Linked DNA regions of Homo sapiens: region 2 is linked to region 1. The links are chromatin loops, found by intact Hi-C in ENCODE. Cell type or tissue: prostate gland. All regions are shown on one strand. Each heading gives the region's core, and the rest is flanking DNA. Links, peaks and the distances in the headings are about the cores only. Region 1 overlaps BCAS3 (BCAS3 microtubule associated cell migration factor). Region 2 overlaps BCAS3 (BCAS3 microtubule associated cell migration factor).

Region 1 (2,917 bases), core at 237-2,736:
TCTTTCAACTAAAACTATACAACAAAAATGGAAAGGCAAAACAAAGCAAAAACAACAATAACATTAAAATCCACCTCTGCACCTCTGTTCCACAGCTGGAATCTGAGCACAGGACTTTATGAAGCACTGGCCCAGAGGCATCCGAGATTCATCTTCCCCTCTACTCAGCTGCCCCTCCTCCAATCCTGGGTCTGACCTTCTACTACCATAGAGCTCATACGCCATGCCTAGGCCGTAGGCCAAGTTCCTGGGACTGCTGATGTAGCAACTGTAGAAATAGTAGTAGCAATAAGACAGATGATAGTATAATGCTAATAATACTATTATTAATGGGAATAGATAACATTATTGAGCCCTTATTCCATACCAGGCACTGTAAATGTTACACATGTTTATTCTATCAATCCTTGTAACTCTGTGAAGCAGACATTGATTATATATATATATATTCTCTCCAACTCCTGACCTCAGGTGATCCGCCTGCCTCGGCCTCCCAAAGTGTTGGGATTACAGGCGTGAGCCACCGGGCCCAGCCCAGGCATTGATATTATCTCCATTTTGTAGACAAGGAAACTGAGACTGAGACATAGAACAGTTAGGCAAGTAGTAGGAACAAATGGTATAGCAACGGGCCGGGCTCAGTGGCTCATGCCTGTAATCCCAGGCCTTTGGGAGGCCGAGGCAAGTGGATCACCTGAGGTCAGGAGTTCGAGACCAGCCTGGTCAACATGGTGGAACCCCATCCCTACTACAAAATACAAAATTAGGCATGGTAGCACATGCCTGTGATCCCAGCTACTTAGGAGGCTGAGGCAGGAGAATAGCTGGAACCCAGGAGGTGGAGGTTGCAGTGAGCTGAGATCACACCACTGCACTCCAGCCTGGGCAACAGAGTAAGACTCCATCTCAAAAAAAAAAAAAAAATGTATAGGAACAGATTACTGGACAGCTTTCTAGAGTCAAAATCCAAGGAAGAAAGGGCAGCTTAGCCCAGTGAGGTAGAAGCCAGTGTGTTTAGCAGACTAAGAGCTGACAGATATGGATTCCACAATTGGTTCTATCACTATGGTTGTAAGCAGGTCAATGTCCTTGTCTATAAGCAGAGGGCAGAGGATGAGATAACCTTTAAGGCCCTTTTCACCTCTGCCACTCTACATGAGGAACCATGTTCCATAAGGACTCAAGGACTCAGCAACTGTTTAATTCCCAGGCTTTTTTTTTTTTTAAGTCCTTCACTTCTATTTTAAAAACTTGCATGTTCCCGTGGCCCTGGAATGCCTGCCTCCGGCCCCTCTGGAGCCCTGGGTTATGTGAAAGCAGCCGTGCCAAGCTGGCCCATGGGCGGGGCTGAGTCTTCCTGGCTGGCTTGTGACATGTTCTTGACGTACTGTGTGGTCAAGAAGCTGGAACTGGGGGGGCTGAACAAGGGCCAAGCCTTGCACTTCAGCTTCCTGACCTGGCAGCCATTCAGAGAGACCCTGCTAAGTGCTATTTCCTAAATACACTCTCTTTTCATAACAATCTTACCACATTGCTTTCCTTTACAAGCGCTCTTAAAAAAGAGAACTGGACTCCTTCTGGTTAATCTACACAGACTACATTTGGAAACCATCAGAAACTGAACTCTAAACAAAACGTTATTAATGTGTTGTAATCTGCCCTCTATGTTGCAGATGAAAAGAAAATGTTTTATAGTTTTGGAGCATACGTTTTAATTGCCTTTTAAGAGTGCATATACTTTTAGTACTTCGTGTTATAAAACTGTAGTATCTGTTTCTTGATAACTGTTGAGTGATCTCAGCTATTTTTATTAGTTTTTTTCTTTATCCTTTTCTCTCTTTTTCTTCTAAACTGCCACCCGTGTAAAGTTCCTTGAGATCAAGCTTGATAGAAGGCTCACATATTTGGGATCTTCATTATAAAGAGCTTCTTTACAACCTCCACCTCACTATAAAACACTTGTTCCTGAAAATGAGTTCTATAAACAAAGATGGAGTGGGTAGCTTTGTCTAATAATCCAGTATAGCTGGGAACCTAGCAGTCTAGCCTTTTCCCAGTTGCTATTGCTTTTTTATGGGGGCCAGATTATCTGCAGAGATCTGATGTTCTTGCTACTTTTCTCAACTGTACAGCCTTGTCCCAAGAGACCAACATATCAGTCATCAACCCAGAGGTCTCAAGGGCAGCATCTTGGATGGACCAGGATCCAGTCTTTCTTTTCTTTTTTTTTTTTTTGAGGTGGAGTTTCGCTCTTGTTGCCCAGGCTGGAGTGGAATGGCGCAATCTCGGCTCACTGCAACCTCTGCATCCCGCGTTCAAGTGATTCTCCTGCCTCAGCCTCCCTAGTAGTTGGGATTATAGGCGCCCGCCACCAGGCCCGGCTAATTTTTTGTATTTTTAGTAGAGACGGGGTTTCGCCATATTGGCCAGGATGGTCTCAAACTCTGACCTCAGGTGATCCGCCCGCCTCAGCCTCCCAGAGTGCTGGGATTACAGGCATGAGCCACCACACCCAGCCCAGTCTTTTTTTCAGCAAGGAATCCCAAATTCATTAGAATCAGGCCTTGAGTTAACAGACTCTCCACCAGCTTATCATCAGCCTGACAAATACTGTCTGGGACACCAGGCTGAGGCCTCCAATGTCTCACCTTCCAGCTGGGCAAGCACTGCCCAATTCTTGCACCAGTGATGTAAGACTGGCTCACAGGAAATGAAATGACCTTTCTGAATGAAGGGTTTCCTGGGGGCAGGGCTGGAGGGATGAGGGTGTTTCACCATCTGAATTCTTGGGGAGGAGGAAGTAGTAGAATTAGACACTGGTCTCCCAAGGGGTCCATAGTCTTAAGACCTCCCGCTCATGTGAAGTACCACAAAGGCACCCACAAGTCATAAAACCTTTCTGAGATTGTCTAATGTA
Region 2 (2,917 bases), core at 101-2,600, 55 kb before region 1:
CACATATAATATTCTCCCAACCTACTTATACTTTGGTACATAAACTTTGTAAGTATAATGTTGGCAGATTCCAGTGCATAAAAAAGTAGCTGAAAAAACTCAAACCATAAATAATGCCAAGTAATAAAGAAGGTGAATGTTTCTGTTATGAGATTCTTTCATTGTATAAATCTGTTTAATAAGCTGGCTAGGAATCACTGATAGAAAACAGACTTAGTATGGTGTTACAGACCAATCCGTTCTAAAAGGCCAGTATGGGAACTCATGCCAAGTTATATTTTTCTGTTCTTAACCAATGCAACTTAATATGTAATTGTTGTCTCCCTCCTGCCTTCCCTTAACTACCCCCACCCCCCTGCCTCTGCAGACTCATCGTTTCAAGGCACTTTACCATATTTATAGATCACGCTGCCTTTTGTCTTACTCACCGAGAAGAGCTGGGGTCTGTGTATGACTCCTGCTTTTTTAGAGTGCTATTTCTCAACATTTGTAAGCATGTGTTTAGAGAAATTCCTCCAAATATCCTCCTTTGACCCAAGACCCATGGTAACCACTTTAGCTGCAGAAATTCACTGAACACTAGAGGGGGCGGTGAGGGGGATGGGGTGGGAGTGGGATGGGGGTTGGGGGGTGGAATGGAGGTCGCTGGGGTCACATTCATCTTCCAACACTATGGCTGCTAATGCTTGTTGATGTTTTTCTGGGGTTGGTTACTATCATCATGATGGGCTGTAAAATGAAATGCTGTAAACTAGCTGAAGGCTTGGGTAGAAATATTTGCCAGACGCCATAAACAACAACACCAGGAGTCCCCACACACTTGGCCAGTTGTGCCCATGCTGTTGTTTACAGTGCTGGGATGCGTGAACTCCAACGCCTGGCTGGTCTAGTTTCTGACCCGAATTCCCAGGTCCCTTTTTAGGAGGTCCACATATAGCTCTCTCTGATAAAGATTTGCTAAATACATAAAACGAAAGGTTATTGGATGAAATAGATTACTTCTCTGCTCAATTTAATGAGTGCTTGGAAAATCTTGAGTCTCCACATTGTCAAGGTGTATACTGTTTGGGGTTGCTCACGTAACATTATTTGTGTTAGATCTGTAACCATATATCAGATGTTTTGCTGTGCATTTGACACAGGTCATATGGAAGTGTCTAACAGAAGGTATTACAAAAAAATGAATTAAAAGTATGAATTAAATACACTTAACTTGATTATTTCTTGAACTGGCCATTAAGACCCTACTCAGGAATGTAACCCTTTCTAGAACACTTGGGAAAAAGTAATTTTATTTAGAGCACTTGGACATAAAATTAGTTAGAGTCCTCTCTACAGTTTCTCAGATTTATATAGCTCCTTTTATTTATGAACGCTAATTTATTTTGGTAAAATCTCATTGAGAAGATTGGGATTATTCCTATTTTACACAGGTAGACACCAAACACAGAAGACACAGTTTAAAGGGGAGTGCTTACATGTTGGTTAAAAGCTAGTGAAAGTTAATTCAACATTTATTATCGTTGTAACTGTAGTAAATGCAATGGGAAAAAGAAAACATGGGTTAGATTCTTCTCTGAGATTATGCTCAAGGAACTTGAGGAAACCTCTAGTAAACTCTAGTAAAAGTAGACAGGAAAAATTACAGGTAGTTTTTTTCGTTCCCCAAAAAGTAAATTAAAACTGGCAGAAAAATCTCCTTCTGGGGAACAGTCCCAGAGGAACCCACAGCTGAGGTGTAACTGTGGGGTATTCTGGGGCCACAGGGCTGGAAACCAATGTTCAGCAAGTCCCAACTTGGGCCGGCACTAGGCTAGGCTCTTCACTTCAATCATCCTTTTCTCATTCTACGGTTTGTGGGGAAGCAGTAAAAGAAAACTTGAAGGACTCAGTGGGAATGACTCCCTGATCAATACTGAAAGACCTTTGAGAGAATCACAGAAGCTGGGGGCAAAGGCCCAGAGCCCTGATGCCAAATTGGCCAAGAGACCCAGAGCTGTTCCTGGAAAGATCTGAAGCCAGGAAAATCACAAAGAATTAGAAATAACCAGTGTACTTAAGCCTGGGGAAAAATCCAAAGTTCTATTAAGGAATGATTAATAATAGTGATCCAAAGGTAATAGTACCTCTAGGCTTAGTTTCAAAGAAATATTTTAAAGAAAAGAGCTTTGTTTTTTTTTCTTTTGAGACAGAGTCTCACTCTGTCACCCATGCTGGAGTGCAGTGGTGCAATCACAGCTCACACAGCTCACACAGCTCACCGCAGCCTTGAGCTCCTGGGCTCAAGCGATCCTCCTGCCTCAGCCTCCCGAGTAGGATCTACTCTAAGCATGTACCACCATGCCCAGCTAATTTATTACTTTGTGTAGAGACTGGGTTTCTTCACATTGCCGAGACTTGTCTTGAACTCTTGCATTAATGCGATCCTCCCACCTCAGCCTCCCAAAGTGCTGGGATTACAGGCATAAAAGCTTGGTGTGCTCAGCCAGGCTTCTTGAATTATATTTAAAAATTAATATTTGGTGCTATTGAGTACTTTCCACTTCTTAAGGGGAATTGTTTTTTCATTTAAAAACAAAACAAAGTGTGCTATTCTCTAACTGCTATACTTAAGCCTGCAGTCTAGGTAATAAATAGTAATAACCAAATCACCATTATAGTACCAAAGTACTTTAATTTGTAAGCGAAGTGTTGATGAAGAAATACAAATAGCTCATGGGATCTTTAAAGCTCAGATGCAGAGATTCAAAGGAATGTACCCAAGATCACACTGTTGCCAACAAATGACTCAGGTGTACACCATTCTTCACACTGCACTGCTTTTCCACATATAGAATTTGCGGCTTTATCATGTTTTTCTCAACTGTTGGAAAACTGGAAACATACTAGGGTGTTTGAGGCTTCCTAAGTCAGAAGT

The links. A loop is a pair of places that touch in the nucleus more often than their neighbours do. Peaks named below come from ENCODE experiments on the same cell type or tissue, not always from the same donor. Only the 100,000 strongest peaks of a DNase experiment are listed, where the experiment ranks them.
Region 2: it touches region 1 in a loop (2.4-fold over the local background); 9 of 110 quality-filtered maps call a loop at or near these places.

What each region holds. Positions count from the first base shown.
Region 1 is chr17:61,250,889-61,253,805 of GRCh38, reverse strand. All of the region lies in intron 22 of BCAS3 (BCAS3 microtubule associated cell migration factor), which reads right to left. Among named protein-coding and RNA genes, the nearest start is that of BCAS3-AS1, 120 kb to the right of the region's middle. In prostate gland, for the core only: no CTCF peak of the experiment used is centred there; a DNase peak (open chromatin) is centred at 1,365; H3K27ac peaks cover 1,481 bases.
Region 2 is chr17:61,306,062-61,308,978 of GRCh38, reverse strand. The region is part of intron 22 of BCAS3 (BCAS3 microtubule associated cell migration factor); the gene reads right to left. Among named protein-coding and RNA genes, the nearest start is that of TBX2-AS1, 92 kb to the left of the region's middle. In prostate gland, for the core only: no CTCF peak of the experiment used is centred there; no DNase peak of the experiment used is centred there; H3K27ac peaks cover 156 bases.